Regions from separate parts of the Homo sapiens genome. Here regions 1 and 3 are each linked to region 2. A link is an interaction called in ENCODE POLR2A ChIA-PET data of the cell type or tissue named here. Cell type or tissue: Caco-2. All regions are shown on one strand. Each heading gives the region's core, and the rest is flanking DNA. Links, peaks and the distances in the headings are about the cores only.

Region 1 (10,124 bases), core at 1,579-6,578, 320 kb before region 2:
TTTTTTGTATTTTTAGTAGAGAGGGGGTTTCACTGTGTTAACCGGGATGGTCTTGATCTTCTGACCTCTTGATCTGCCCACCTTGGCCTCCCAAAGTGCTGGGATTACAGACGTGAGCCACTGCACCCAGCCCACCAGACTGCTTTCTTTCCCCAAACCGAATCTCCAGACCACACAGCTCAGATTTATTTGAGCTGTGGCTTAAAGCTGATACGTCTTTCCAACTGGATTCTTACCTACAAACTTCTGGGGTGTGGAACGCTTGCGTTTGGTGAGGCTATTGGCCAGACGATCGATGAAAGTTGGCCGCTCAGAGGATGAGTGCAGCATGGAGTCTGGCACCATCTCCAGGTCACGTATTTCGTCACCTAGTGGGAAGAAGGTGGAGACAGTAGTAGCAGTTGAGTAGGGGTAGCATTGGCCCCACAGCCTTTGCCTGGAGAAAACCAGCAGGTCAGTAGCCAAGGAAGGACATACCAGTTGCCTGGGAAACTGGGCTCTGTTTACCCTACCTAAAGCTCACTCCAATAAAATTTCAGATCATTTGGGGACAATCATACACATCTGGCCCTTGGTTTTATACTTCTTGTGTTCTCTCTCTCCCATTAGGCCAAGGATATAGACCCAAACTTCCCCTACCTGTCGATCTCCCTAAAGCACCCACCACAGACAAGGCTCTCCACCAACTGGGTTACCTAGAATGGGGTGTTTGGCAGATTTACTGGGGTAATCATCCCCTGTTCCACAGACTTCATCCCTCAGTGTGGGAGATACTGGAGTCACCCTTGTCTAGCACTCCCTCTCACCATCCCCTTTTAACTCCCCAGTAGTACATCAATAGCCCTACCTGGTTGGCCAGCCAAAGCTTGGGCTTCAGTGCTGAGACTCTGTAGGTAGTTATGGCACCGCTCCTTGTGCTCCTCCAGGGTACTCTGCTGTTTGTAGCTCCGGCCACAGTAGTTACACTTGTAGGGCTTGCCCACTGTGGGAGAGGAGACTGTGGAGGAGAGTGGAAAGATGGCATCAGAGCTATTTCTCGCTGTGCCCTGGCTCTGCAGATTCAGCCAAGAGCAAGTATACACTGGCATGGGAAGGAAAGGATGTTGCTAAATTGAGTTCTTCTACTTGTCTTTCATTTCCCAACTTCAACTGCAACCGCGGACAGATGAACAATATTTGATGATGAAGGATAATGTGCAGTTATGGGGGCAAGGGAATCCTAGGGCATGTGGCTTCAGACTGGTGGTGGGTTTGTTCAAGATGGCCAAATTGTTGCTTAAAGGAAGTGAGGACCCAGGGACTTTGTAGAGGATCATCCCTAGCAGACAGGCAGGCCCCACTGCAGGATCTCAGAGTCTGGGGCCCAGACTGTGGTTTAACCTTTCCATTTGGCAGGCGGATGTAAGTGCTGTTTATCAGACAAGGGGATTTTTTGCTTTTTATGAACTATCTGCTTTGGTTTGGGGGAAACTGGTGGGCTGGCATGACAGAAATGAGAGCCCTTAGATCTGCCAATGTGGGGAGGGGGCAGTTTTCATTGACCTTTACTTGTATTTTGACCTCCAGCCCTAGCCTGGTTTACTGATTATTTTGTCTCTCTGTCTCTCTACGCTGAGATACCAAGAGAGGTCTAGAAAGCCCATCACTGATAGAGTAATTCTGAAAAGAGAAAAAGAATAAAAGAACAGAGAAGAAAATAAAGAAGAGTAAAAAAAAGAGAACACCAAATTTGGGTTTGTTTGTTTATGTGCTTGTAATAAGGAACAGGTTATAAAGGTCTTGTTTCTACCGAAGAAAGAAAATTGGAAAACAGAGTGGTACTTCATTTAAAGATAACTCTTAAGAGATATTTGTGAGAGGAGAGAAAAAAGTGGAGAGAAACAACGTATTGTATATTTGATGTATCTTGCTGCTATTGAGCAGGGAGACAGGAGAAGGTATCTCTAGGAAGCTGGTAATTACTATTCACCCCTAACCTTGCCATGCCAAAGCTGGGCCTTGACTAAATCAATCTACTGGATTTTACTCAGGCTCTGTAAACTCTTGTATTTTAGGGATGAAATGAACACCATGGTCCCTATCCACCCAAAGACCCTTGGGGAAACAGTTTAACATCTGGGAGAGGAATGATCCTCCAACCGCTTTCTTTTTTTTCAAATTTTAATTGATAATTGATACATAATAATTATACATGTTTATGAGATACATATGATATTTTCATACATGTATACGACATGTAATGATCAAGTTGGGGTAACTGGCATATCTGTCACCTCAAACATTTATCTTTTTTTCTTCTTTTTTTTGGAGACAGAGTCTTACTCTGTTGCCTAGGCTGGAGTGCAGTGGCACGATCTCGGCTCACTGCAACCTCTACCTCCTGGGTTCAAGCGATTCTCCTGCCTCAGCCTCCCAGTAGCTGGGACTACAGGCGCCCACCACCATGCCCAGCTAATTTTTTGTATTTTTAGTAGAGACGGGTTTCACCATGTTAGCCAGGATGGTCTCAATCTCCTGACCTCATGATCTGTCTGCCTCAGCCTCCCAAAGGCTAGGATGACAGGCGTGAGCCACCATGCCCAGCAAACATTTATCATTTCTTTGTATTGGGAACATTCAAAATAATCTCTTCTAGCGATTTTGAAATATACAATAAATTATTGTTAACTACAGTCATTCTACTATGCTGTGGAACACTACAACTTATGCCTCCCATCTAACTGTAATCTTGTACCCATTAACCAGCCTCTCGCTATCCACCTACTCCCAACCCTTCTCAGTCAGCCTCTGGTAACCACTGTTCTACTCTCTACTTTTTTTTTTTTTTTGAGACGGAGTTTCACCCTTGTTGCCCAGGCTGGAGTGCAATGGCGCGATCTTGGCTTACTGCAACCTCTGCCTCCTGGGCTCAAGGAATTCTCCTGTCTCAGCCTCCCGAGTAGCAGGGATTACAGGCATGCGCCACCACGCCTGGCTAATTTTGTATTTTTAGTAGAAACAGGGTTTCTCCATGTTGGTCAGGCTGGTCTTGAACTCCTGACCTCAGGTGATCTGCCCGCCTTGGCCTCCCAAAGTGCTGGGATTACAGGCGTGAGCCACCGTGCCTGGCTTTTTTTTTTTTTTCCCCAAGATGGGGTCTCACTCTGTCACCCAGACTGGAGTGCAATGACATGATCACAGGACACTGAAGTCTTGACCTCCCAGGTTCAAGTGATCCTCCCTGTCTCAGCCTCCTGAGTAGCTGGGACTACAGGTGTGTGCCACCACACCTAGTTTTTGTTTTTGTTTTTGTTTTTGTTTTTGTAGTAGAGACGAAGTCTCACTATGTTGCTCTGGCTGGTCTCAAACTCCTGGGCTCAAGCGATCCACCCGCCTTGGCTTCCCAAACTGCTGGGATGATAGACGTGAGCCACTGCACCCAACCTACTCCGTGCTTCTATGAGATCAACTTTTTTAGCTCCCACATGAGTGAGAACATGCATCCAGTCTCTTTTTTCTTATAATAGGGGTTGCAACAGAAAGCACTTCACAGAGATGGGACCTGACAGTATATCTGTGTCTGCTTCTGTTGTTAATAATCTACAGATCAACATCCAAAATCTACCCAGTTCACCTCACTGTGTAGTTGGTAAGAATTCTAGGGGCCAAGCCATCCTTGTTCCAAACCAGCAGGGGGAGCAGCCCCTTTTCTGAGGAAAAGGAGTATGTATTTCTGGCACTGGACCTTGATGGGGTTCCAGCTAGGCTGAAGAATAGCTATGTGACCCGCAACTCATTTTTCCCCCCAACAGCTTCATTTTCCTTGTCAACAAAATGGGGATAATCACATCTACCTTGGAATTGTTATGAGGATCACATGGAGAAACACAAGTGAAATGCTCTGTAGATATAAAGCATGTATCAACGATGATCTTTCTCCCTGTTTCTCCACATACATAGAGATAAAGAGGTCCCAATTACAAGGTGGGAGAACCTGGAACAAGGTAAGTGGATGGAGAAAGTAGAGGGTGATGAAATGATTGCTCTGTCCCTTTAAATCCTGGCTCAGGAGAGTTTAAGAAGAGAAAAATAGCCAGGAAAGTTTCCAAGGACAGACCCTACTAATTCTTTCCCCCTTCCTTTCTTCCTGCCTTTTCCCAATCTTGAGCTCCCTCCTTCCTGCCAGCTCAGCTCCTGGCCTCTTCCCAAGTCCAAGCCAAAAGCCTAAAGCTTAGTAAAATGCCTAAAAAGTGCTATCTGTCCAGCTGATTCAGACAGATACTGATTCAAACAGTCTTGACTGGGCTAGAAAACCTTGTTAATCCAGTTTCCCAGCACTGTTCCAAACATTGATCTCTAGGTACCCTCTGGACTTTCTCTTGCCTCTGGGAAGGTGACAACCTCTTGGGATAGGGAACAGAAATAGGATACTCTTTTCCTATTTGGAAGTCCTAGGCTCCCTTTTTTGCAATTTGAGAGGGCTATGGATATTTCCAGGAGCCAGAAGGAAGTAAAGGAGAGGACAGACTGGTTGCTCAAGACCTCTGGTGGTGTGGGAGGAAGGAGGGTGAAGATGATGACAGGTGTGGGGCCTGAGGCAGATGGGAGTGAGAGGAGGGATTTCCCAGGGGCTTAGATGTTGGGGGTAATAGGGCATGGATTGTGGCATCAACAATCTAAAATATAAAAGTCAGGAAAGCCCAGGCACAGTGGCTGACACCACGCCTGTAATCCCAGTACTTCAGGAGGCTGAGGTGGGCCGATTGCTTGAGATCAAGAGTTCAAGACAAGCCTGGGCAGCATAGGGAGATCCTGTCTCTACAAAAAAATAGAAAAATTAGCTGGGTGTGGCAGTATCCTTCCAGCTACTCAGGAAGCTGAGGTGGGAGGATGGCTTGAGCTCAGGAGATCAAGACTGCAGGGAGCCAAAATTGCACCACTACACTCCAGCCTGGGCAACAGTGTGAGACACCGTCTTGAAAAAACAAAAAACAAACAAAAGTCAGGGAAGGGTGACTTTTTTTTTTTTTTTTTTTTTTTTTTTTTGAGACTGAGTGTCGCTCAGTCGCCCAGGCTAGAGTGCAATGGCGCGATCTCAGCTCACTGCAAGCTCCGCCTCCCGGGTTCACGCCATTCTCCAGCCTCAGCCTCCCAAGTAGCTGGGACTACAGGTGCCTGCCACCATGCCCGGCTAATTTTTTTTTTTTTTGTATTTTTAGTAGAGACAGGGTTTCACCATTTTGGCCAGGATGGTCTCGATCTCCTGACCTCGTGATCCGCCCATCTTGGCCTCCCAAAGTGCTGGGATTACAGGCGTGAGCCACCGCGCCAGGCCAAGGGTGACCGTTAACAGCCAAGAACATTGCTCCTATTCCTTTTGCTCCAAGTAGATGGATTTTACATCCATATGGTGGATGTAAAATACCCCATCAAGGTGTCTCCCAAATTTCCCATGAAGCCTTGCTGCCCAGAGGATGGGTGAGAGAGGCAGGGGGCCCTATCTGCTCTGTAAATGCTCCCCCCTCCTCAATGACAGACACTGGAACTCCCCAAATACAAGAGAAGTCACTGAGCTCTACATACTGGGTGTGTTGGAGCCTCATTCCCTCCTCCCACTGGACAGACACTGACCTGAGTGTGTGCGGAGGTGACCAGTGAGTGCATCACGCCGGCGGCAGGCATAGTTGCAGAAGGGACATTTAAAGGGCTTCTCCCCAGAGTGCAGCTTGATGTGGCGCAGCAGGTTCCCCTTCTGGGTGAAGGAGGCACCACACTGGTTGCAATGGAAGGGCCTTTCACCTGCAAGTGAAAGAACAAATCCCAGAGGACTGCATGTGAGGAACTTTGAAGGTTGAACCTATCACCCACCCTCTGCCCTACCTTGCCCAAGGGAAGGTGCTCTGAACACATTGCTGACGGGCAGAAGTGCAATGCACACAAACCCTGATTTATGAAGATCCCTTGGGGATCCCTGGGGTCTTACCCTGGGGAAGGTGTGGATTAGAGGTGTGTGGCAGGGAGAGGGGCCTGGAACACGAGGCCAAAAGACTGTTACCAAAAACTGAGCCCCACAGGGCCCACTCTGCCCTAGGAGCCCAAGGCCCAAGGAAGCTGAGAAGAGAAGGCTTTTGTTTTCTGTTTTGTTGTTGTTGTTGTTGTTGTTGTTTTTTAATTATTAGATGGGAGGGCCCAAAGAATACCCAGGAGTCTTACCCCTATTGGACCATTGGCTCATTCTTGAGTCTACACTTTCCCCTCCCTCATATACTGAGAAAAATATCACCTTTTCTTTATAACAGCGGTTGAGGAGAGTGCCAGGAAACTAAAGGTATTGAGGGGAATTCAAATTCTGTACCCACCCCCACCCTGCCTCGTTTTGTCAGCTGGAAAATGTGCTGGGTGAGACCCTTCCCTTTCTGAGGCTACCCACTCCCTGCATGACCTCCTCCAGCCCCATACCTGCTGTTGTCCCAGCACTGCCCCTGCCTCTCAACCCCACCCTGGGAGCTCCTCCCAGAGCCCCTCTGGCTTACTTACCAGTGTGACTGCGCTTGTGCACCATGAGCACGTTGGGTCCAATACAGACCATGCCGCAGACGTCACACTTGAGCTTGCCATTGGGCAGCCGGATGCCCCCAGGGGAGTGAGGCTCTGGCCCACTCCCATCACAGTAGCCCAGGGGCTCAGACAATGAATCTTCCACAATCACGCTGTCGTCCTTTTCCAGGAGCCGCTCATCTGGCCCCAGCAGTCTGCTTGACTCCTCATCGCTGTACATCTCCACCTTGATGGAGTTGGCTGAGGGGTGGGATGGTGTTTAGAATAGAGAGAGGCAAAGGGGGAAGCTGCTCCCAGGCCAGAATGGCACTCTTTTTTTTTTTTTTTTTTTGAGATGGAATTTCGCTCTTGTTGCCCAGGCTGGAGTGCAGTGGCACGAATTTGGCTCGACGCAACCTCCACCTCCCAGATTCAAGTGATTCTCCTGCCTCAGCCTCCTGAGTAGCTGGGATTACAGGCATGTACCATCACACCCAGCTAATTTGGTATTTTTAGAACAGACAGGGTTTCTCCATGTTGGTCAGGATGGTCTCGAACTTCCAACCTCAGGTGATCTGCCTGCCTTGGCCTCCCAAAGTGCTGGGATTACAGGTGTGAGCCACTGCGCCTGGCCCAGAATGGCACTCTTAAAGTTTAAGAGGGTGTCTTTAGGCCCTGAGACATTCAAGCCTTAAATGGAACTAACACCCTAGTATCCCTGCTGCTGATATCAGAATCCTACTGGAACCTGAGACAACCTTTTCTCCCACCCACCAGGCAAATAGGCTTCAAGAGAAAAAAGTTGGGCCGGGTGTGGTGGCTCACGCCTGTAATCCCAGCAATTTGGGAGGCCAAGGCGGGTGGATTCTTTTGAGGTCAGGAGTTTGAGACCAGCCTGGCCAACATGGTGAAACCCTGTCTTTACTAAAAATACAAAAATTAGCTGGGCATGGTGGTGTACGCCTGTAATCCCAGCTACTTCGGAGGCTGAGGCAGGAGAATCGCTTGAACTTGGGAGGCGGAGGTTGCAGTGAGCTGAGATCACGCCACTGCAGTCCAGCCTGGGCGACAGAGCAAGACTCCATCTCAAAAAGAAAAAAGTTGGGGGTACATAGGATGTCTTCTGTCGCTGAGGAGAGGAGGCGACTAAGGGGAGCTTTTTTCTCTACTCTCTTGTCATGAAGAAAGATGTCTGGCTTGGCCCTGGGCAGGAAGCCAGCAAGTTAACAGTGGCGGGAAAACAGATCTAGGAAGACTGAAGGGGGACAACAGGCCAAAGAGAGCAAACCTGGAAGACAGACATGCTTACAGTTCCCTCCCACCTCATTAGATTGAATCCCTCTACCCCCTCCACCTCCATAAAACTCTGAGGCAGGGCAGGAGGGGTAAAGGAAGGAGGAACCATTGAGGAGAAGGCTTTGGCTCTAGCTCCGACCTACATTCCTGGCTACTCCAACCATTTAGAGAATGTCACAGATCTAGGGCCAGCTGGGGAGAGGCAGTCATGGGGACCCTGTCTGGGTAGGAGAATGAGCTGTGGGGAGATGGGGAGGTCCTTCTACTCTCTATTTCCTATCTAACTCCATCTGATGACCATTTCTATCTACCTGCTTCTCTAATTCCATAATTTCTCTTTGAAACTTTTACCTTAATCCCACCCATACCTCTTTTAATTCCACCCTAGTCTGCCAGTGACTGACTATTCACTCTCCTTTCAGAAGCCAGAAAAACCCTAGACACTGGGCTCCTCATTGCTCTTAGAGACTAAGCAGGAGACCAGCAGGAGGTGACGATGGGGAAATGGTTGCCAGTGGAAGGTGAATTGAAGGCCAAATGCAACAGGGGGTGCCTACTGCCAGGAGGTGGTAGGAGGTTACACTTACCACTGAGTGAGCGGCTAGGAGAAGAGTGCTGGCTGTTGGGGGTGCTCACCGAGGGCCCCACTGGGGCCCCGAGGAACTCCTTCTCCAGAGATGAGTCCCCGCTACCTTGGAGGAGAGAACAAGAGGGCAGGTAAAGCTGGAGCTGGAGATATCTACTGTCCATTGCCTAATCTTTTAAAAAAATTCAGTTAAATTTCACAAACATTTCCTTCATAGCCATGTACAAAGCAGTGTTGTATGCTGGGCACCATACCTTGTGCCCCCGCCAGTCTGGATGCCTGGTGCTGCCTTCTGTGAGCTCAGTGGCTGGGCCTTGCCTACCCTACCTTTATCTAGGCCTGAGGGCAAGAGCATCACTGCCTGACGTCCACAGGAAGCAGGGCTGAGGCTGGGTGCGCCAGGGCGGAGAGGAAAATGGGGGCTGCAGAAGGGACAGATGTTCAGGACAGACATTCTTCCCTACTGTTCCTCTCTGGAGCCCCCAGCCGGTTCAGGATCTGCAGGAAAGGTAACTGGAATTGTCCTTGAATCTAATGATAATATTAGTAATCATCATAGCAGCTAATAATATTAATTGAGTACTTACTATGTGCCAGGCTTTATTCTGTGCACTTGAAATGAATAATTTCATTTAATCCTCACAACAACTATATGAAGTAGGTGCTAATATCATGATTTTTTCAGATGAGGCAACTGAGGTACAAAAGAGGTTATGTTAGTTGTCTAAGGTTACATAGCTGCTAGTGTGGAACTGGGATCATAGACAGTAAGCGTCCATGTCCTTAACCAGCACCTACACAGCCAATTGGTGGTCACAATCTTAGTAGGGAAGAATTGGGCCTCTTAGACTTTCTAAATTCAGCAAAAATTTGATTACTCTAGAAAGTCTCCTACTGATCTGATTCCAATCACGTGTTTACTATTTGATATTCATTGACAGTTAAGTGATCAACTTATTCTCAGTATATTTGTTTTAATTTTCTGATAAATTGCTTTGTAAAAATGCTTTTTGAGGCTTTCATAATGTTTTTCAAAATCAGATAACATACCTAAAGGAAGATATGAATGTCTTTTTTAAAAAAATCCCTCCTCCCCACAATCTTCTACACAAATATATAGGTGAAATAAAAATACATGTAGATAAACACACACAGAGACACAACACATATGTAGATACATATAAAGAGAACATACCTATTGGGATAAACATACTGGTAGCCTTCTACATTATCTGCTAACATGAACATGCATGGATGTGTGCACACAGGCCTAAATATGGAAGAGAGAAAGAGAAAGCAAGGGAGAGTGCAAGAAAGAGAGAGGAAGCCTAAAATTCATCCCTGAAGTCCACCTATTAGTACTTTACCCAATTGCCCAGCTATGCACATACTTACTTTCACAAAATAAAGATTCCATTATAAAATGGTTGGAGTCTTGGGCCTGAGGCAAGAAATCCGGAACACACCCTCCTGAGGGATCCCTCTCCAGCTTTGGTCAGTGGGAAGAAAACAACCACTCAGGACTTTGGGACCATTTCCCATTCATATCCTCTCCTAAAGTCCCATTTTCCCCATTCTATCCCGTCAAAGCCTGAGGAAAAATGTTCACTATCTATAGAAAAAGCCTTATGGCTTGAATCTGAGTTTTCCCAGCTGGGGCTTTTTAGGTGAGCCATGGTTACCTAAAAATGTTGCCCGAAATCAGAACCACACACATATCATGAAG
Region 2 (11,101 bases), core at 3,245-8,244:
TGCCCAGGCTGGTCTCCAACTCCTGGGCTCAAGTGATCCTCCTGCCTTGGCCTCTCAAAGTGCTGGGATTGCAGGCATGAGCCACTGTGCCCAGCTCAGCATTAATTTTTAATTTAACTAATTCCTAAGCTCTTGACTGAAATACAAGAAGTTCTCTAACAGTTTATTTATTTTAATATTGAGCTTACCGCATTCTCTGGATCCTTCTAGTTTCTTTTTTTTTTCTTTTTTTCTGATGTGGAGTCTCTGTCACCCAGGCTGGAGTGCAGTGGTGCCATCTCAGCTCACTGCAACCTCCGTCTCCTGGGTTTAAGTGATTCTTGTGCCTCAGTCTCTGGAGTAGCTGGGATTACAGGTACCCGCCACCACACCCGGCTAATTTTTGTATTTTTAGTAGAGACAGGGTTTCACCGTGTTGGTCCGGCTGGTCTTGAACTTCTGATCTCAGGTGATCCGCCTGCTTCGGCCTCCCAAAGTGCTGGGATTATAGGCGTGAGCCACCGCGCCCGGCCCCGTCTAGTTTCTTAATTTCCCTCTTCACCTACGATATTATCTTCCACTCCAACATTCTGGTCTCATTTCTCCTTGAGAGAAATCTACATGTCTAAATTTACTAGGCTGGTCTAGCACGCTCTTGTGTGTTCCCCTCCCTCCTTTGCCCCTCTATTTATAGCCAGGCTAATTTTGGGTGGCCTCTCTCTCTCTTCTTTCCTGATCTTTCCTCCTGTGGTGGTGAGGTGACTTCTCAAATATTTGGAGAGAGGAGGTCAGAAGCAGATTCTTGGCATCTGATTTCAGCCCTGGATCACAGAAGCCAGTGGAGTGGGAATGGAGACAGGCAGAAGCTGCAGGTGCAGATAGGAGGCAGCTTGGGCTCTAAAGGCATTTTGAGCTGGGTCGGGGGCGGGGGGACCTGGGCAGGGAGTCAGTAGTCCCAGTTCTGTCCTAATTTTGCAATTCTGCATTCCCATGTCAGCTCTTCTCTACTGTCTGGGGCTCTGAGATATTAAAAAGGATGGGGAGGGCATGGTGAAAGTAGAATCCTGGTGCCAGCCCTGCTGACAGCATATGTATTTCCTTATAGTACCTGTTTAGAGATGTGTTAGTGCTCTGGAGGGGATAGCCACAGGTGTAGTATTGGAAAACAGAGGGCCAGACTTCCAAATGTCTGTTAACTTATCCAAGGCAAAGACTGTCCCAGGGCAGCAGAGTAAGAACCCACTTTTTTTTTGTTTTCAAAGAAGTATAATCCTGAACAATGAAGTAGGAAAGACAGAACACAGGAAGAGGAAGGAGGTAGGACACTTATTGGAACTTTTAAGAAAGGGAAAGAGAAGAAAGAATCGTAAGAATATGATAGTGTTTGAAGGGCAGAGACAACACTAGAAACATTGAGAAATACTCTGAGAAAGATTCCAAGTGTGGCAGAGACAAGAATGATGACAAAATAGAATTTGGGATGAGACAAAATCAGATAGTGAGAGAGAGAAGGGAAGATGGACAGATGTATATTCACAAGACCAACACCAGTAAGCAAGGGGAGTAGGAAGGGGAAGTGGGAGCATTCGAGGTTCCCATTATGCCAAATTATTTCCTGTCTCTCCTTCTGGCCCCATTTCTGTATCGGAGTTATAAATAGCAGAGAGTTGGAAAGTGTCCCCCCACCCCCTTGCCTCTGTCCCAGCCTGAGGGAAAGGGAGAGGAAGAGGGACAGGCCAATGGGTCCCTGTGGAGATCCCATCTCAGCCCCACCCAGGTCCTGCTGAGCCAGTCCAGGACTCTGCCCCCTCCCATCCCCTTTCATGGATAGGAAATGTGCAGTCCTGGGACGGGTCTGGTAGCTGGGGACACCCTTTACATCCCTCTGCCTCTTGGGTCCAGTCTCTTTCATCTTTGCCTTCTTTGACACCCACTCCCCTCCCCACTGCTTAATTTCCTCTTCCTGTAATCATCCCCAGTCGTTTTCTTTTCTCCCTTCATTCCATCCCTTGTCAATTAATCTCTTGCCCTTCTTTCTTCCTCTCTATTCCTTTCCTTTTTCCATTTCTCCATTTGCTCCCCGTATCTCCCGAGTTTCTCTCTCTCTTCTTGCCTCTTTTTCTCTGTTCCCTTGAATCCTGACGATGTGGCTAGCACTGCTGTGGTCATTGCCGGGCTGGGGGCGGGGGATGGGATAGGATGGGGGAGGGCAGCGGTCTGATCCCAACAGCAGAAAGAGTGCTCTATGTGACCATGGGGGAACAGGGAGCACTAAGATGCCACGCTGCACCCAGGCCCAGGACGGCTCCCCTTTCATTTCCTCTCTATCTGCACATCTCTCTTCCCAGGTTGTCTTTTAGCGTCTTCCCAACTTCTCATCTCTTACCCTCCTTCCTCTGTTTCAGCCCCTCTCTTTCTATCTGTACTTCTCTCCCTCCGCATTCCAAGGCGCCGCCTCCACCACTCCCGGGGTGGGGATGGGGTTGGGGGAGAAGGGGAGGAGAGCGCCGCGCAGGGGCGGAGCCGGAGACGGTGCTGGGCTTGGGGGGCGTGGTGGTGGGGGGTCAGCAAGGCTAGTTTCCATCCCAGCCACCAGCCTGGGCATCCCCTTGGAGACGGGCTTGGGTCTCCACCTGCCGCGGGAGCGAGGGGCGGGGCCGGAGGCGGGGCCTGAGTGGCGTCCCCGGGAGAGGAGGCGGGAGCCGGAGTGGGCGCCGGAGCTGCGGCTGCTGTAGTTGTCCTAGCCGGTGCTGGGGCGGCGGGGTGGCGGAGCGGCGGGCGGGCGGGAGGGCTGGCGGGGCGAACGTCTGGGAGACGTCTGAAAGACCAACGAGACTTTGGAGACCAGAGACGCGCCTGGGGGGACCTGGGGCTTGGGGCGTGCGAGATTTCCCTTGCATTCGCTGGGAGCTCGCGCAGGGATCGTCCCATGGCCGGGGCTCGGAGCCGCGACCCTTGGGGGGCCTCCGGGATTTGCTACCTTTTTGGCTCCCTGCTCGTCGAACTGCTCTTCTCACGGGCTGTCGCCTTCAATCTGGACGTGATGGGTGCCTTGCGCAAGGAGGGCGAGCCAGGCAGCCTCTTCGGCTTCTCTGTGGCCCTGCACCGGCAGTTGCAGCCCCGACCCCAGAGCTGGTGAGTCACCGCACCCGCCCAGAGTCGCCATGCCCGAGCCACAGATCGTCCCCCTCCCCACTCTGTGGGCCTCCTCATTTCTCTGTTTTCTAGCCCCACCAAGACCTAGACTGCCCACAGACATCCCACATCCCAACCTGGAGCCTTGCCTCATCTGGCTTGCGTCTGAAGCTGCACTTCCCGGCCCTGAGACCAGTATTTTGCTTTAGGGATGAGTTGGAAAGCAAGGTTCTTGTCTTGGCAGCGAACCATCTCCTTCTTCTGGGCCTTTCCCCCAACTTGCATCCTTGATCCAGCCCCAGGGCCTCTGGCTCCCCTGCTTCTTCCAAGGGCTGAATTCCCCAAGGGAGGGAGACTGTCTGTCTCTGCTTAGAATGGGAGGAGATGGAAAGGACATAGAAGTTGAGGGTGCCATGAGAGGGATGCATGCAGGGCAGACTCCAGAAATAACTTCCTGCTAGAGCATTGCCATGGATGGAATGAGGGCAGCAGGGCACTGGAAGGCCAGGAGAGAGCTTCCACTTCTGTGGCTTAAGACCACGGGAAGATTGGGAGAGGATCTGCAGGTCTGCCAACCTGCAGTAGGTGGCTTGGTGATAGAGAGTGGCAGCAAACTGAACCCTCAAAGTACTAGTAGCAGTAGTAGTAGCCGCAGCAGCTGTAGCAGTGAGAGAGATCCAGGAAGGATGCTGGCCAGGCTGCTCCCCTTCCTCCTCCTTAGCAAATTTCCAACTCCAGGAATCTCAGCAGCTGGGAAGGGCCAGGAGGAGTAAGGGGTGGAGGACAATTCTAATTTTTTCTAATCAGTTCAGGACCCATGGGAGATGGATATACTTTTGTGAGGGGCCTGTGACTGGTCATGTTGCCTGTATCCTTGGCTCTTGCTACATGTCTGATTGTAAAAAGGGAGGCCAGAGGTGAAGAAAGCTTCTCACCTGCTCCTGCTAGGGGGCTTTTCTCTCTTCAACCAGTGCCTAAGCCACATTAAGTATCCATTACTGGGATCAATGCTGTCCACTGGGACTGTCTTCTGCCTCTACTGTCGGTCTGGGGGCAGGGGGCAGGGACAAGAGCTCATTTCTCCTCACTTGCTTGGGGAGTGGGGGCCTAGCTCTAATCTTTCTTCTTCCATTATCCCTATCATCTGGTAGCAGGGTCGGTGGTCCCCAAAACTTTGGGAGAGATAGAAAGCAACGGACTTCATCTCCTCTTCTGTTTACCATCTGCTTCCTCATTCACCTTTGCTCCCTCCCTCCCTTCCTCCCTCCTTCTCCATCTGTCAGAGTTCGAGGACTGGAGGCCTTTTTAGGACATGCTGAACTCTCTAAGCTATTTCCAGGCAAATTCTAGGTTATTTTTAATAGCTTGGTCTCTTGTCATTTCCCCCTCCTCTCTGAAGGTGGCCCCTGGTTCCGTCTCCCAGAGCCAAGCTGGGGCCTTTCCCAGAGGGCCTGACTGCCTCACCCTGCTTTTGCTCCAGCAGGGGGTGCTCTGCTGCTGGGGGGCGGGGGGTATGTGAGAGGCCAGGCACCTGCTCAGTCCCTAGCTTTTGAGTTGCAGGTGGCCTGCCTTAGCACTCACTGATGAAAAAAACTTCTTGCCTGTTTTGATGTCTTTTAGTCTAGCTCTGGGATGAGACTTTAAGGTCTAACCTTTGCTGTGTGGTTCCAGCCTCATTTACTTCCCTCAACTGTAAAAAGGATATAAACATAGTATTACTACATAGGGTTGTTGTGCAGATTAAGAGTTCTTAATATATATAAAATGCTTAGAATAGTGCATAGCCCGCAGTGAGTGCTGTGAAGTGTTAGTAGTATTGCTATTCTTGTATTGTGATTCACAGAGCGCCTTACAGAGATTCTGGATCCAAAGGCTTGGCTAGAGGGCCTCCCTGGCTGAGCCAGCCTTCCAGGCCAAGCATCCTCCCCAGAGGGCCACCCAGATTGAGAGGGGCCAAAGAGGGGCTGGACTTGGGCTGGGGCCCTGGAGTGTGTGGAGAATCGAGAAGTGCAGTGGTCGTGGGCTACTCCTTTGTCTTCACTTAGCTGAGCTCCCAGGGGGTCCCTCTGCCCCCCAGCTGCCAACACTTTTTTTTTTTTTTTTTTGCTTTTCTCTCTGCAGTGGCTACACTGTGGCTGTCCAGAAGACTGGGGTGGTTAGGGCGTATGGCATGAAGCCAGGAAGGAGTGTGTGTGGCTGGACCAGAGGTGGAGGGACTAGAGAGGATGCTGCTGGGTGCTCTTGTTCCACTAAGGATCGATTGGTCTCTTCTCCACCAAGAGCGGACTGGGCATATCTATGCACTCAGCTTCTTTCTTCCACATGGGCCCCTCCCCTCCTCCCTACTTTTGGCCTCCAGAGGAGATGTGAACATAGAACAAGGATAACTTATCTGGGTGCTTAGCTATGCACTGACCAGCTGTGACACTGGGTATCTCTATGAGTCCACAAAATGTGTGTGTTCAGTAAACACATTCTGACACTCCCTATGGGGCAAGCACAAAGATGAAAAGACAGCCCCGACACTCAGAGAGATGGCCACTTCTATGTTTGGAGGCTGGGGGTACTGCTGACTTGCCTGAAGGTTGCCATTTATTTATGCAGGGCTGTATCACCCCGTTTCCTTTTCTGCCCAGGGTACCCTCATCTCCCCACTCTCTCCTTCCCTTTCTGGGGTGGTCTCAGTGTTCTAGAGACAGGTCAGTCACTGGGTGGAGTGACAAAGTGTTGGAGTTAGGCCCATGTGGATTTGAATTCCAGCATCACTGCTTAATGTCTTTGAGTGAGTTTTCTCATCTGAAAGACAAGAAAAGAATCCTTATCTCATAGGATTGTTCTGATGATTAAATGACATAATGCATGTGACTTGCCTATCCTGGTGCTTGGCACATATGTGGACAGTGATGAATGTTAGTTTCTTATATCCCTGGTGTCTAGCCTCGGATCTGACGTCATAGTAGGTGCTGAATAAATATGATTTCCTTGTCTCACCAGCGCCTGACACAGGGCTTGGCATACAATAGACTCTCAATAAGTAGTTGAATGCCAAATGTGTCTTCTCTTCTCTACTACTCCCTATACCCCTTCTCTGTCTTGACACTGGCTCTGACAAGGGATGGCAGCTGCTAAGAGATGAGGAGGAGTTGTGGGAAGGAAGAATGGCTCTCTGCCCTCCCCCTCCACCCCATCAGAGCTGGCACAGTGCCCCACAGATGCCTGTCTGTAATACTGCCTAACATGGTTTTGGGCCTTGCCCCCCAGGAAGGGAGATGGAGGAGAAGAGTGTGGGAGAGAGGCGTTGAGGTTTGTCCCACTGCCACTTCTGAGTCTCTCCTTCTGCAAAGAGAGGACCCATGGAGCCAGCTGGGTGTCAGTCATCTTACCTCACCCCCGCCTTCACTCTGGCTTGGGGGTTCAGCCCCAGGGGACCCAGGCAGCCTCCATTCCCAGCACTGTGCTCCCCTGGGGAAGACGGCTTGGCTGTGATCATGGAAAATTGTCCTGCCAAGAAAGTTGTAGCTGGGAAAGAGGCTGAGGGGGAGGCAGGAGAGAAGACTGGGTGGGGGTGGAAGGGAAGGAGAAATCATGGACATGGGGAGAAGGAAGGATGGGGAAGGGGATTCAGGATGTCGGGAAGAGAATGGGGTAGCATTGGAGGCAGAAGGAGAAACTTGTCCCTACCTCCATGCCAGCCAGAGTGACTGATGGAATCCTGGGCTGGCACAGCTTCTGGGAGGTGGGGTCTTTGCTGGGTCCCTGATGAGGGGGCAGTGGGTCCGTATCTAGCCTCTTGCCTGGCCTCTGAAGCTGGTCCCTGAGCCACACTCTGATGCCAGTCTGGGGCCCTGTTACTTTTGCTCCCAGCATTCTTGGCATTTCTGGCTGGGTTTCAACTGGACTGGGTTGGGGAGCAGGGCAGAGCTTGGGGATGGGGCCAAGGAGGGGATAGGGAAGGCCTACTCAGGAACAGGTGCTGGGAACAGGCAGTTCTTTCAAACCAGCACTGTTGGCCTGGCTGCTTGGGTTGGCGTGTATGTGTGTGTGTGTGTGTGTGTGTGTATCTACTGTGTATGTTGATCCCTTATCCAGATAGTATGTACATGCAACGTGATGACTGCATGACCAAGCATATTAATTTGTCCTTGCCAGGGTTTGAGAAAACTGACATTTGCCCCTTCTCTTTAGTCCTTGAACACTCTCTTTAGTACTGAGGGGTTGGGCCTGGGCAGCTCTAATGAGATTGGGTCATTCTGACCTCTAACTCCTGTCCCTGTCCCTGCCCCTGCCCCATCTTGCAGGCTGCTGGTGGGTGCTCCCCAGGCCCTGGCTCTTCCTGGGCAGCAGGCGAATCGCACTGGAGGCCTCTTCGCTTGCCCGTTGAGCCTGGAGGAGACTGACTGCTACAGAGTGGACATCGACCAGGGAGGTGTGGCCCTGCATGAACAGAGTGGGGGAAGCGTGTGAGCGGGGAGGAGAGGACTTGGGCTCCTCTTCCCTCCCCTAATTCCCAGTGTCCTGCCTCTAGCTGATATGCAAAAGGAAAGCAAGGAGAACCAGTGGTTGGGAGTCAGTGTTCGGAGCCAGGGGCCTGGGGGCAAGATTGTTGTGAGTATTGCTTCTCATGACTGAATGCACGGATGGGGTGTGTGTGTGTGTGTGTTTATGGTGTGTGCATACGCATAGGTGTGCTTAGAGAACACAAGTTAGGAATATGGTATGATTCCAAGTACATCAGGGAGATATAAAAAGGTGTGAGACATGGTCCTTGTCCTTATAAATGTAAAAATGTCTGTCCATTCATTCATCCATCCATTTGTCAAACTCTTACTGAGAACCTTTTAAGCATCAGGCATTGTGCTAGTTACTACAGGGGAAGGCTCATGCCTGTAATCCCAGCACTTTCGGAGGCCGAGGCAGGTGGATCACCTGAGGTCAGGAGTTCGAGACCAGCCGGACCAACATGGCGAAACCCTGTCTCTCCTAAAAATACAAAAAAATTAGCCGGGCGTGGCCGGGTGCGGTGGCTCACGCTTGTAATCCCAGCACTTTGGGAGGCCGAGGTGGGTGGATCACGAGGTAAGGAGATCGAGACCATGGTGAAACCCCGTCTCTACTAAAAACACAAAAAATTAGCCGGGCGTGGTGGCGGGCGCCTGTAGTCCCAGCTACTCAGAGAGGCTGAGGCAGGAGAATGGCGTGAACCGGAGAGGCGGAGCTTGCAGTGAGCTGAGATCGCGCCACTGCGCTCCAGCCTGGGTGACAGAGCGAGACTCCGTCTCAAAAAAAAAAAAAAATTAGCTAGGTGTGGTGGCAGGCGCCTGTAATCCCAGGTACTCGGGAGGCTGAGGTAGGAGAATCACTTGAACCTGGGTGGAGGAGGTTGCAGTGAGCTGAGATCGCACCATTGTACCCTAGCCTGGGAGACAAGAGCAAAGTTCCGTCTCAAAACCAACCAAACAAACAAACGAAAAAACCAGAGCTCTCTGTTTCTCTCTCTCTCTCTATCTTTCAGTAACACGCATAGATACACAATTACCAATACAGATCACTGTGGGGCAGAATCTGGTTCATGTTAAGTGAGTGGTCTAGTCTCCAGTCTATAAAAGTCCAAAGGAGGAGTAGAGAGAAGACTTCTGCAGAGGGGATGATTTGAGCCAGGCTTTAATAATAGGTAATACCTAGCCTGTGCAACATAGTGGGACCTCATCTTTATAAAAAATAAAAACAAATTAGCCAGTCATGGTGGTGCATGCCTGTAGTCCCAGCTACACAGGAGGCTGAGGTGGGAGGATCACTTGAGCCCTGGAGGTCGAGGCTGCAGTGAGCCATGATTGTGCCACTGCACTCCAGCCTGGGTGACAGAGTGAGACCTTGCTTCAAAAAAAAAAAAAAAGTAATACTTGGAGAGTGAAGCGGACAGGAAGTTCTTTGCAGATGAGATGGTGACACTTACAAAGGTCCAGGGACAGGGCCAAGCTTGGCATTTTGGAGGACTGTGACATGATCAGGGAGACACACATCCTATGTGGTGGCTTAATTGTGTCTTTTGGCTCCAGGCAGAATGTGGAACAAGGAGATCTCCATTTGAGGGCAAGGAAGTGGGTGCAGACAGGTTGCTGGGTTATGCATGGACCTGTGTAACACTGGCAGGGTAATGGTGCTTGAGTGGTGCCGGCATAGGGGTGTGTGTGTATGTGTGCATGTGCATGTGCATGTGAGCACACATGTATCAGTATCTGCCAAATCTCTGCATATGGGCAGCATGCCTCAAGCAGGTCCCTGGCCCACAGAGTGAAATGATCCCCATCCCTTCCTCCCCCAGACCTGTGCACACCGATATGAGGCAAGGCAGCGAGTGGACCAGATCCTGGAGACGCGGGATATGATTGGTCGCTGCTTTGTGCTCAGCCAGGACCTGGCCATCCGGGATGAGTTGGATGGTGGGGAATGGAAGTTCTGTGAGGGACGCCCCCAAGGCCATGAACAATTTGGGTTCTGCCAGCAGGGCACAGCTGCCGCCTTCTCCCCTGATAGCCACTACCTCCTCTTTGGGGCCCCAGGAACCTATAATTGGAAGGGTGAGTCACTCCTCGGGAAGGGGAGAAGGGGACCAAAACCTCCTCTTACCTCAGAGACAGGGTTGGGGATGGCACATGGCCAAGCATGACCACATGTGCACTGCTGTATGGCCCCAGGGCACTGCCATGCCTTCCACCCCATTGAGCTAGTGCACACATGAATGGGGGGTGCCTCCTTTCCCTCGCACGGCCAAGTGTTCCTCAACATGCTGGCATGGGCCCCAAGTGCACGCTGGGCCTGCAGCTGGGGCCTGCATGCTCCAACACACTAGCCCACACCTCATCACTGCCATTCCCGTCTCCGCACGCTGCTGCTGGCTGAGCTGACACTCGGTGAGTGTGATGCCACATCTGGGGGACCCCAGGAAGCCTGGGTTGGGGACAGGGTGGGGAGAGGGCTAGAAAGAAGAGGCAGGGCTTCCCCGTGTGCCTGTCTAACTCAGTGTCCGGCCTGAGGGGTGTTCCTTGCGCCCTGCCCTGGGCACTAACAGGTCTGTCCTTGCAGGCACGGCCAGGGTGGAGCTCTGTGCACAGGGCTCAGCGGACCTGGCACACCTGGACGACGGTCCCTACGAGGCGGGGGGAGAGAAGGAGCAGGACCCCCGCCTCATCCCGGTCCCTGCCAACAGCTACTTTGGTAGGGACCTCTCCCCGGCCCAGAACTGCTCTAACCCTCTGCTCCTCTCTCTTGTCCTCTCTCTCCATGCTCCCATCCTTCTGTCTCTGTTTCTGTCTCTCACCTTGTCTCTCTCTGTCTTTCTGTCTCTGGCTGTGATCTCTCTGGTCTCTTTTTCTCTCTCCACCTCTTCTTCTTCCACCATTTTCTGGCCTTTCTGTGGCTCTGTCTCCCTACTCTGTGGCCCCTACTCTGGATGTCCCCTCCCTGGTGTCTCACCCCACCCCCCACAGGGTTGCTTTTTGTGACCAACATTGATAGCTCAGACCCCGACCAGCTGGTGTATAAAACTTTGGACCCTGCTGACCGGCTCCCAGGACCAGCCGGAGACTTGGCCCTCAATAGCTACTTAGGTTTGTAAGCTCCCACCTCCTGGACTCTAGGGGCATGGCCCAGCCTCCCCTCCTTCCCCAGGGAACTCGACCTTTGGTGCCTTATAATCTCCTCCTCCCCCAACACACACCCAGGGAGACATACATTGGGCCCAAATTGCAGAGAAGAGCTGGGTCCAATGATCAGGCCTAAGAGGAGGAGGCCCCCAGGGTGGTGGCCTCTGGGGCTGTGAGCCAGGGGTCTCCATGGAGGAAGATTCAGGTGGAATGAGAGGGCCAGGGCTGAGGATATTTTGGGAAGGACAGTCCTGTCTTCTAGGGGGACTTTCCCTGAGGGGATGGATGGTGGGCACATATTGAAGAAAGGGCTAATGTTGTTGGTAAGTCCCTCTCGTTGTCTC
Region 3 (11,101 bases), core at 3,815-8,814, 140 kb before region 2:
TTCCCAACGTCAAGACAGATCTGTTTCCTGGTGTCACAGGGTGAGGACAAGAGGGCAAAGTGCTTACCCACATCCTACCTCCCTTAGGAAAAGCAGTTTGGTTTTCTTGAAAGAAAAGCCTGCCATTCCTAGAAGCAGCAAAAAACCCCTGTGCTACCTTCATTTCCCTATCATCCCAGATGCTGAGAGAACACTGACATTTCTCATTTCTCTAGTCTCCTCCTTGTCCCAGGGGCTATAATTCATCCCTTCATGCAACAGGCGCTGTGCTGGGGAATAAGACCACCAGTAGAAGGCACCAGGCTGGGGGTGGTGGCTCACGCCTGTAATCCCCGCACTTTGGGAGGCCGAGGAAGGTGGATCACCTGAGGTCGGGAGTTTGAGACCAGCCTGGCTAACACGGTGAAACCCCATTTCTAGCGAAAATACAAAAATTAGCTGGGCATGGTGGCACGTGCCTGTAATCCCAGCTACTCGGGAGGCCAAGGCAGGAGAATCACTTCAACCCGGGAGGTGGAGGTTGCAGTGAGCTGAGATCATGCCATAGCACTCCAGCCTGGGTGACAGAGTGAGACTCTGTCTCACCAAAAAAAAAAAAAAAAAAAAAAAAAAGGAAAGAAAAGAAAAGAAAAGCCTCCAGCCATTTCCAGGGGAGTCCTGTGGGACAGCACCTTTTTCTGAGAAATGGAGAAGGGGAGCAGATGTTGGTCTCCCTCACACTTTGGCAGAAACTGAAGAACTTCTGGATTTGGGTCTGACGTCCTCTCAACTGAGCTGATGCAGGCCAGTGCCCGACGCAGTGTGTGTGCAAGCTGCAGTGGTGGGTGGGTGGGAATGCCAGGAAGTGTTCATATGGGGGTTGAGGAAGTTTGGAGCATCATGGGAACAGAATGTGCTGGCCCTGTCCCTGAGCCATCCCCAAGCCCCTCCCACTTCCCTGGTCACTAACCAATTCCAGCTGTGCACAGTCCTGACCATCACTTCCCATACGGCTTCTAGGAACTTATGAGTAATTAAAAAAGTGTGTGTGTATGTCTGTGTTTGTGGGTATGTAGGGGAGTCCTCCTAAAAACAGAGGTTTCCAGGGTAACAGCTTAAAAATTCAACCCCACTCTGCCAAAGAAAGCTCCCTATGTCCTGACTCCCTGAGGGGGAAACAGGTCAGAGGCTAACACCACCAACTCCCACATTTATCCAGGTCAAGGGCAAAGTCGGGGCCAGCCCTAACTTGGTTACAGCTCATGTTTTTCTCACCTCCAGTTTCCAGTTTCAGGCTCCAGACTTGCCCTTCTACCTGCCCTCCAGGATTCCCCTTTCTTCTTTCCCCAGCTTCCCTGCCCACTGCCTCCACAGGGTAAGGGTGGCTGTCAGAGGGGGTGGGCGATAGCTTTGAGATTAGCTTCTGCTGGGCTTAGAAATCTCTACAAACTTTTGCCTTCCACCCATAACCCCATGGCCCCTGATCATTAGAAAATACTCTCAGAGGTCTACTCTACTCCCACTTGCTATAGTTTAAAATATTGTCATTAAAAATATTTCTGTAAAACTCTTTTGCCACAATTTGTGGACAGAGAGGGAAACCAACTTGCAGGAAGGGAGCAAGCAAGACAAAGAACCCATTTTTTTCTCTCAGATCAAGTTCTCTTTTTGGGGCAGGCAAGCCACATGTCCTAACCCTTCGCACACACGTCCACATCTCCCCCAGTGAGAGATGACAAATTTAGAGATGACAAAAAAGAGCTGGGTCAGCCCGGCTCAGGGGGTAGGAGCTGGTGGAGGGGGTGGTCATGATGCTGTGCTGGCAACAATTAGTCATCCAATCCTTGCACATGTGCCCAGCCTGCAGCTCCAGACTCTAGGGGCTTTTGTTTGGGTGCCTGTGGGAACTCTGGGAGACTGAAGAGTGCTGAGCAAAGATGGCAGCTTTAGAGCCTGCTCCAGGCTCTGCTGCATCCTAGCTATGTGACCTGAAGCAACTTATTAGAGACTCAGTTTCTCTTTCTGTAAAAAGATGATAATACTGGCCAGGTGCGGTGGCTCACGCCTGTAATCCCAGCACTTTGGGAGGCCAAGGGAGGTGGATCACTTGAGCTCAGGAGTTTGAGACCAGCCTGGCCAACACAGCAAAATCCCATCTCTACTAAAAGTACAAAAATTAGCTGGGTGTGGTGGCACGCGCCTGTAATCCCAGCTATTCGGGTGGCTGAGGCAGGAGAATTGCTTGAACCCGGGAGGCAGAGGTTGCAGTGAGCCGAGATTGCGCCACTGCACTCCAGCCTGGGCTACAGAGTGAGATTCAGTCTCAGAAAAGGAGTAAAAAAGATGATAATACTGGCTGAAGGGTTGTTGTTAAAATTTAAATGAAGTTATCTATTTGGCAGCTTTTACTTTTGATTTATTCTCTCTCTCCTGGCTCCTAAGTTGCTAGAATATAGTTCCACCCCCAGGCCTTCTGAGGCCGGAGTTAGTACCCACCCTCACCTTATGATAACTGCCATCTCTCTCCCTAACACACTAAATATATATATATATATATACACACACATATATATACACACACACACTTTTTTTTTCTGGTTAGGCACAGTGGCTCACACGTATAATCACAGCATTTTGGGAGGCCGAGGTGGGCCGATCACTTGAGCCCAAGACCAGCCTGAGCACCATAGGAAACCCGCCTCCCCCACCCCCCACACTCTCTACAAAAAATACAAAAATTAGCTGGGCTGGGTGGTGTGTGCCTGTAGCCCCAGTTATGCAGGAGGCTGAGGTGGGAGGATTGCTTGAGCCCAGAAGGCGAAGGTTGCAGCGAGCCAGGATTATTGTGCCACTGTTTTCCAGCCTGGGAGACCCAAAAAAAAATTTTTTTTTCTTTTTTTCCTTACATGAGGTTTCTAAGGGGAGGGAGTAATTTGCTATAACATTCATTTTACTTTACTCCTGTCCCTTGCATCCTCCTTGTCTGTCTCTTCCCCACCCCTCCCCTCACCTCTCCTCCATTATCCTCTCTGGCTCCCAAAGCTTTCTCCTCCCTCCCAGACAGTCTCTAGGGGCTGAGGCCAGGCAGGCGGAGCTGGGTGAGCTCAGTTCCACAGACAGTTTCAAAGAAATGCATCAAAATGTTACTAGTGGTTCTCTTTTGGGTAGAATTTACTAGTGGTTTTCATTTTCTTCCTTGTTTGTTTTGGTATTTTCTAATACCAAATATTATAATGAATGATGAATAACTTATTCAGGAAAAAAACACAAAACATTAATTTTAAAAATCGTAATTAATTTTCAATTGGCGCATGTTCTGTTCTCAAAAGGAGAAAGACTGGAAAGGGGGTAGAAAGAGAGGAGGAAGAGCCCCGCAGGGGACTAAGCAGGAACTTGTCCCCAAACTCCATCATTTCCTGGGTGCATCAGCCTTGGTGATGGGCCCTGTCACTCATCGCTCAGAGGCTTTCTGTCCTTCCTTGCCTGTCACTGGTCACTTGAGACTTAGTCACCCAATGGTTACCAGTTGGGTGGTGGATGGGCCAGACGGACCAGCATCATTGAGGGCAGCAATATGGATCAGGAGCATCCCCCACCTTGATCCTGGGCTGTGAGGTGTTCCCTTGTGGCCTCCCAGCCCTTCTGAGAACATAAAAGTTCAGTTACCTTTTCCCCCATTCCTATGTCTACTTCACTGTGCTTTTGAACAATATGAAAATGTTGTATGATGTGTAACTGATGGTGGAGCCTTCAGGGGTCCTAGTTACTTAAAGAACAAAGCTCTAAGTGTCAGTGTGGTGTACGGAAAGAGCATGAGTTATAGAGTCAGCAGAGGGATTTAAATAAGGTCAGGCCAGTTGGGAGTTCCATGTTCTTGGTCAAATTTCCCTTTCTGAGTATCTATTTCCTCCTACAAAAAGTGGCCGGAATAATTTTCCCCTCACCAGATGGCTGTGAGAACTATAGGAGGTAATATATAAAGCATGTAATACATAGTAGCTTTTTATTTATTTATTTATTTATTTTTTTTTTGTGGGGGGACAGAGTCTCGCTCTGTCGCCCAGGATGGAGTGCAGTGGTGCGATCTCAGCTCACTGCAACCTCTGTCTCCCGGATTCAAGCGATTCTCCTGCCTCAGCCTCCTGAGTAGCTGGGATTACAGGCGCGTGCCACCACGCCTGGCTAATTTTTGTATTTTTAGTAGAGACGGGGTTTCACCATGTTGGTCAGGCTGGTCTCAAACTCTTGACCTCAGGTGATCCACCCACCTCGGCCTCCGAAAGTGCTGGGATTACAAGTGTGAGTCACCATGCCCGGACTTTAATTCCTTTAATTTTTTATTTCCATAGGTTTTTGGGGAACAGGTGGTATTTGGTTACATAAATTCTTTAGTGTTTAGTGGTGATTTGTGAGATTTTGGTTCACCCATCACCCAATAATAGGTATTTTTATTTTAATTAATTAACTAATTAACTAATTTTGAGACAGAGTCTCATTCTGTCACCAGGCTGGAGTACAGTGGCGCGATCTCAGCTCACTGCAATCTCCGCCTCCCCAGTTCAAGCAATTCTCCTGCCTCAGTCTCCCGAGTAGCTGGGATTACAGGCGCATGCCATCACGCCTGGCTAATTTTTGTATTTTTAGTAGAGACAAGATTTTGCTATGTTGGCCAGGCTAGTCTCAAACTCCTGACCTCATGGTCCGCCCACCTCAGCCTCCGAAAGTGCTGGGATTACAGACGTGAGCCACTGCTCCCGTCCGGTATTTTTAAATGTAAGTTTTTCTTCTTTTCCTTGCATAGCATTTAAGGCCCTCTCCAAATTCTGTCTCCCAACCACTTTCCCACCCTGGTCATTCTTTGACAGTGATTTATTAAGCACAGCCTCGAAAGCATGGAGGTGGCCTGGGGTAGGCACTCGGGCTTCAGTGGTGAATGAAGCAGTCGTGACCCTTCTGACTTACTGAGTACAGCAGTCTCTCAGCTCTGCACTTTTACTCAAGACCTGCACTGTCTGTCTCTCAGTATCCTTTTACCCTATCAATTCTTTTTTTTTTTGAGATGGAGTTTTTGCTCTGTTGCCCAGGCTGGAGTGCAATGGTGTGATCTCAGCTCACTGCAACCTCTGCCTCCTGGGTTCACGTGATTCTCCTGCCTCAGCCTGCCGAGTAGCTGGGATTACAGGCGCCCGCCACCATACCTGGCTAATTTTTGTATTTTTAGTAGAAACAAGGTTTCACCATGTTGGTCAGGCTGGTTTCGAACTCTTGATCTCAAGTGATTCACCCACCTCAGCCTTTCAAAGTGCTAGGATTACAGGAGCGAGCCACCATGCCTGGCCTTACCCCATCAATTCTTAGCTGGCCTTCAAAGCCCATCTCAAAGCCTGACTTCTCAGCAAACCTCCCCCCAGCCCCAAGCCCCTTAGGGTGAATCACCTCTGGCCTGGCACGCTGGCTCCCCTCTTCCCAGGTGTCTGGATCTGCCTCACTGGATCCGTAAGCTCCCTGAGGGTAGGCTCTGGGCCCTTTACTTATTTGTGCCCTTGTTAAGTCCCACCTACACCCACATATTCCAGGCTCATTAGATTCTTGAAATAATGACTTTTTATTAAAGCAGACATAAGTAGGTTGCAGGAGCATCTATATTCCCAACTTGGTCTTGGGTACAAAGAAACTGAGACTTCACGCTTGACTCCTTCACCTGAAACCCAAGCTACCTCAGCTGTTTCCTACCTCTCAGCTTATTCTAGGGAGACTCAAAGGTAGGGGCGGAGTGATTTGCTGGCCCAGGGTCCCTGAGGCACATTGATGTCTAATTCCAGGGGATGTCCATGATCCCTATCTCTAGTCTCTCCAGAGATTCTGGTTCTCGTCCTGCCTGGATGCTCACCCTAGGGCAGTATGAAGTTTTTCCATCTCCAGCAGAGGACTCTGAGGGAAGCGATTGGGAACTCTCTTTGGCTTCCGCTCTCTGGTAGGGCAAGGGTTAATGGTGAATTGCAACATATCTCTTGGCTGAGTCACCTCCCTCTGCCTCTCCCCCAAATTCCCCTCAGCTGTTATAAAGAGGACTAGAGGCTGGAGAGTAAAAAGAACTGGGGGTAAGAGCCCCTCTGCCTAGCACTGCTCCCCCAAGGCTCCCAGAAATCTCAGGTCAGAGGCACGGACAGCCTCTGGAGCTCTCGTCTGGTGGGACCATGAACTGCCAGCAGCTGTGGCTGGGCTTCCTACTCCCCATGACAGTCTCAGGCCGGGTCCTGGGGCTTGCAGAGGTGGCGCCTGTGGTAAGTCCCCCAAGAAAGAGACCTGGGCCAGCGGAGGGACAGGGGTTACTGCTCCACAGCCCCATCGAAGCCTCCCTCCTGACCTTCAGCCTGCCTGCCTTTCCCTTGCTCTCTCTGCCCCATGGTCTACCCTGCCCATCTCCCGCTGCTTCCCCTTGTTCCACCTGAGCCCCTTCTCTAAGGTGCTTCTCCATTAGTGCTTCCATATCAGGTCCCTCCTCTCCTGATGGATCTGTTAGGTCACTTAGAAGCTTTACTCTGAGACTAACCCCCTTTTAACCTGCTTACCTCCACTCCCATCATAGGACTACCTGTCACAATATGGGTACCTACAGAAGCCTCTAGAAGGATCTAATAACTTCAAGCCAGAAGATATCACCGAGGCTCTGAGGTGAGAAGCTATGAGGTGTATGCCTTTAGGGCTAAGGTCTCAAGGTCTTCTTCCTTCTCATCCCTTCCTCTCCCCAGGCCCACCTCCTCCTGACCCTAAACCATGCCAGGGATTTAGAGATGGGTGGCGATCATTATTATGGTGGTGGGGCATGGGGTGAGATGGGGATTCACAGATGAGGAATACAGGCATTGGATCTTCCTAGGCCATAAGCATTCCTTTGGAGTCTCTACCCACATCATATCTCAAATACTAATATTTAGTTATAGTCCACATAAAGTGTAATGATATGTAAAACTGAGTTGAGTTGTTGACATGCTATTACCTTTTGTGGGCCTTCAATTTGGTACTTATTTATTTCTATTTTATAGTTTTATATGTTGATGTAATGGATTATTTTTCTTTCTGCTCTCAGATATGTTCAGGTCCCTTGAAAAGCCCCTAGGCCCTATGACAGTCCATAGATGGATGAAATTGCTCCAGGGCAAGCTGGGCTGGGACGGGTATCCATTCAGGAAGGGAGAAGGCTGAAGGAGGACAGGCTGTCAGGTGGGAGCACTAGTGGAAAGCTCTCCAGAGCAGGGGAGCCAGACACCTCCACAGAGTAGGAGAAGGTTAGAAATTGCAGTAGAGGGGCTGGGCATGGTGGCTCACGCCTGTAATCCCAGCACTTTGGGAGATCCAGGCAGGGGGATTGCTTGAGCCCAGAAGTTTGACAGCAACCTGGGCAACATAATGAGACCCCATCTCTACCAAAAAAGAAAGAAAGGAAGAAAGAAAGAGAGAAGAAAAAGAAAGGAAGGAAGGAAGGAAGGAAGGAAGGAAGGAAGGAAGGAAGGAAGATTGCAGTAGAGGAGGAAGGCTACACCTGAGGGCAAACTTACTCAAATAAAAGACACTGAAAATGGGGAGATGAAGCTGGAGTATCTCCATTTCTGCAGAACAGAAGAGAAAGTCCCAGTTATGAGGACTGGAGGCTGGAGTAACCCTGTCAGCTTCAGGGATTCTGTGCTATTCTTGGCCATGAACTTGGGCAGCAGGAAGTCAAAGAGCAATCATCTCCCAGTCATTTCAGATTTTCCTGTCCTGGTAGACCCATCCCTCTCCCTCCTTCAGAGCTTTTCAGGAAGCATCTGAACTTCCAGTCTCAGGTCAGCTGGATGATGCCACAAGGGCCCGCATGAGGCAGCCTCGTTGTGGCCTAGAGGATCCCTTCAACCAGAAGACCCTTAAATACCTGTTGCTGGGTGAGAACAGAGCCTGGAAAAGAGAGGGAGAGGAGGGGGTGATGTGGTTCTGGCGTGTGGGTGGCATTAGGACAGTCTGGACCAGCTCAGTGTTGAATAGATAATCACCTGGTGATTACCTGGTTGTCACCTGTCTTGGGGGTTGAGTGCCTAAACCCAGAGGAGCTCTCTGGGGTTGGCAGAAGGATCTGTATTTCTAATCTGTTTTCTGGTCATTAACTAGGCCGCTGGAGAAAGAAGCACCTGACTTTCCGCATCTTGAACCTGCCCTCCACCCTTCCACCCCACACAGCCCGGGCAGCCCTGCGTCAAGCCTTCCAGGACTGGAGCAATGTGGCTCCCTTGACCTTCCAAGAGGTGCAGGCTGGTGCGGCTGACATCCGCCTCTCCTTCCATGGCCGCCAAAGCTCGTACTGTTCCAATACTTTTGATGGGCCTGGTAGGCAACAGTTCTCAGTTCCCACCTCATAGACCTCTGAGATTACCTCTGTCTCCTTGAACCAGTGACTCTAGAACCTTGATGTTTGGGCTGCTCTTTATCCCACCTGCACCATACGCTCTCTAATTACCTCCTAACGGGAGCACGGGCGCAGTTGGTCATCTACATGGAGCCTCCTGTTTGAAACTTCCTCCCTCCCTCCCTTCCTTCTCTCCTTCTCTCTCCTTCCCTCCCTCCCTTCCTTCTCTCCCTCCCTCCCTTCCTTCTCTCCTTCTCTCTCTCCCTCCCTCCCTCCCTTCCTTCCTTCTCTCCCTCCCTCCCTCCCTCCCTTCTTTCCTTCCTCTCTCTTGCTTGCTTGACAGTCTCACTCTGTTGCCCAGACTGGAGTACAGTGACACAATCATGGCTCACTGCAGCCTCAACCTCCCAGGCTCAAGTGATCCTCCCGCCTCAGCCTCCCAGGTAGAGACTACAGGCAAACACTACCACACCTGGCTAATTTTTGTAGAGATGAAGTTTTGCTATGTTGCCCAGGCTGGTCTTAAACTCCTGTACTCAAGCAATCCTCCTGCCTTGGCCTCTGAAAGTGTTGGGATTACAGGTGTGAGCCATCACCCCTGGCTGCCTATGCTTCTTTTTCTCCCTTAAGTTCCCCTGTTCAAGGCATACCTTAGAGGTATGGGCCAGAGAGGACTGGGTCAGAGAGCAGGGAGTGGCTGGGAAGGTAAGGGACAGTGATGGGCATTCCTGAGAGAACTGGGTGATGACAGGGGAATCTGAAAGGGGAGAAAGAAGCATCCAAGAGACAGTGAACATAGCTGGGGGAATTTTAAAGGTATGCATTAATTAGAGTTTATAATAGGCAGGGTGTGCTCTAGCCTAGCGGGCTCTGACCTCCTTCCTGTTCACCTTTGCCTTTGTCCAGGGAGAGTCCTGGCCCATGCCGACATCCCAGAGCTGGGCAGTGTGCACTTCGACGAAGACGAGTTCTGGACTGAGGGGACCTACCGTGGGGTGAACCTGCGCATCATTGCAGCCCATGAAGTGGGCCATGCTCTGGGGCTTGGGCACTCCCGATATTCCCAGGCCCTCATGGCCCCAGTCTACGAGGGCTACCGGCCCCACTTTAAGCTGCACCCAGATGATGTGGCAGGGATCCAGGCTCTCTATGGTCAGTCCCTCCCCCTAGTGAGGGGGAGGGTCAGTCTGACTCCCACGTCAAGGCTTGAAGAGACAGGTCTAGCCTCCATGTAGGGATATAGCTTAGTGTCTTTCTTCTCCTCCAGCCCAGTTACTCAGGCTTCTTCATTTTCAGGAGCAGTTTTTCTCAGACTCTTCTATGTCTAATCTTCCTTCCAGGCCTCTCTCCTTACACCCATGCTTGGGGATGGAGAATGCACCTTCTTTTTTTTTTTTTTTTTTTTTGAGATAGAGCCTCACTCTGTCACCCAGGCTGGAGTGCAATGGCATGATCTTGGCTCACTGCAACCTCCGCCTCCCGGGTTCAAGCCATTCTCCTGCCTCAGCCTCCCAAGTAGCTGGGATTACAGGCACACGCAACCACGCCCAGCTAATTGTTTTTGTATTTTAGTAGAGATGGGGTTTCACCATGTTGCCCAGGCTGGTCTTAAATTCCTGAGCTCAGGCAATCCACCCGCCTCAGCCTCCCAAAGTCCTAGGATTATAGGCGTGAGCCACCACACCCGGCAAGAATGCACATTTTAACAATCCTCCTTCTCCCTTTCTGGTGTCTCTCAAACCTAGAACGTGTCTCCCGCTGATATCAACATAATATTGCCTACCACAAATGAAAACGCTCTAGGATTCCCTTTTCCCCTCTGTATGGGGACTCTGAGCAAAACTTACAGGAGACTGGTGTGGAGGACAGGTGCTGTGAGTTCTCTCCCTAAGCAGCATTACTTTACCTTATAGGCAAGAAGAGTCCAGTGATAAGGGATGAGGAAGAAGAAGAGACAGAGCTGCCCACTGTGCCCCCAGTGCCCACAGAACCCAGTCCCATGCCAGACCCTTGCAGTAGTGAACTGGATGCCATGATGCTGGGTGAGGCCCCTCCCCTCCAGGCTGTTGGCAGGCGGTGGGGGCAGCCTGCTGATCCTGAGGCCTGGACAAATGGGAGTGACATGGGACTTCAGCATGAGCAATGGAGGTTAGACCCCAGGCATTAATGACCATGGAAGGAGACATGTGACATGGGGAGGGAGAGTTCGGAGCCAAATTAAAGGTGGCTTAGGCAGGCACTTACCAAGGCTGCCACGCTCTAAGGGCCACTAGAACACATCTGGAAATGCAGCAAGATGGAGAAAACTATATTACCCAGATTGCCTGTTAGAGAGGGTGCACCTGGTTGGAAGGACAACTAGGAAGCCACTTGGAGGGGAGGGTGAGGTTCCTAAGGAGGAATAGCTATCTGCAGGGCTTTTGTTTTGTTGAGTGGACCAAAGCTGAAACGCTCTGAGCAACAAAGCATTCTGAGTCCTCTTTGTCTGCCTTTAATTTTCTCTTTGAATTAAAGTTGAATGAATTTTTGAAGAATCAGCCTGCAGGGAGAGGGCAAATTGTTAGTCAGCCTGAGATACCCCCAAGTTTCTGTCTACTTGACCTCTGTCTTTTTGACTTGTTGACACACCATTACGCTCAGGGCCCCGTGGGAAGACCTATGCTTTCAAGGGGGACTATGTGTGGACTGTATCAGATTCAGGACCGGGCCCCTTGTTCCGAGTGTCTGCCCTTTGGGAGGGGC

Evidence for each region. ChIA-PET counts read pairs that join two places held together with the same protein. Peaks named below come from ENCODE experiments on the same cell type or tissue, not always from the same donor. Only the 100,000 strongest peaks of a DNase experiment are listed, where the experiment ranks them.
Region 1: POLR2A ChIA-PET joins it to region 2 with 12 read pairs; 2 of 35 experiments call an interaction of 5 or more read pairs at or near these places.
Region 3: POLR2A ChIA-PET joins it to region 2 with 10 read pairs; 6 of 35 experiments call an interaction of 5 or more read pairs at or near these places.

Annotation. Positions count from the first base shown.
Region 1 is chr12:56,023,434-56,033,557 of GRCh38, reverse strand. IKZF4 (IKAROS family zinc finger 4) reads right to left here. Exons shown (of 8, transcript NM_022465.4): 2 at 9,794-9,887; 3 at 8,400-8,504; 4 at 6,517-6,777; 5 at 5,611-5,778; 6 at 848-997; 7 at 237-368. LOC105369781 (a long non-coding RNA gene) reads left to right here and starts at 8,467. Exons shown (of 3, transcript NR_135023.1): 1 at 8,467-8,529. In Caco-2, for the core only: a CTCF peak has its summit at 3,667 (motif pointing right); a DNase peak (open chromatin) is centred at 3,667.
Region 2 is chr12:55,699,490-55,710,590 of GRCh38, reverse strand. It overlaps ITGA7 (integrin subunit alpha 7), which reads left to right and starts at 2,687. Exons shown (of 25, transcript NM_002206.3): 1 at 2,687-3,114; 2 at 7,413-7,540; 3 at 7,640-7,719; 4 at 9,437-9,692; 5 at 10,602-10,721. The coding sequence starts at 2,909. RefSeq lists a silencer at 2,564-2,773. In Caco-2, for the core only: a CTCF peak has its summit at 4,593 (motif pointing right); a DNase peak (open chromatin) is centred at 5,530; H3K4me3 peaks cover 972 bases.
Region 3 is chr12:55,837,906-55,849,006 of GRCh38, reverse strand. MMP19 (matrix metallopeptidase 19) reads left to right here and starts at 6,071. Exons shown (of 9, transcript NM_002429.6): 1 at 6,071-6,263; 2 at 6,569-6,654; 3 at 7,771-7,901; 4 at 8,125-8,340; 5 at 9,266-9,511; 6 at 10,273-10,401; 7 at 11,000-11,101. The coding sequence starts at 6,177. In Caco-2, for the core only: no CTCF peak of the experiment used is centred there; a DNase peak (open chromatin) is centred at 5,970.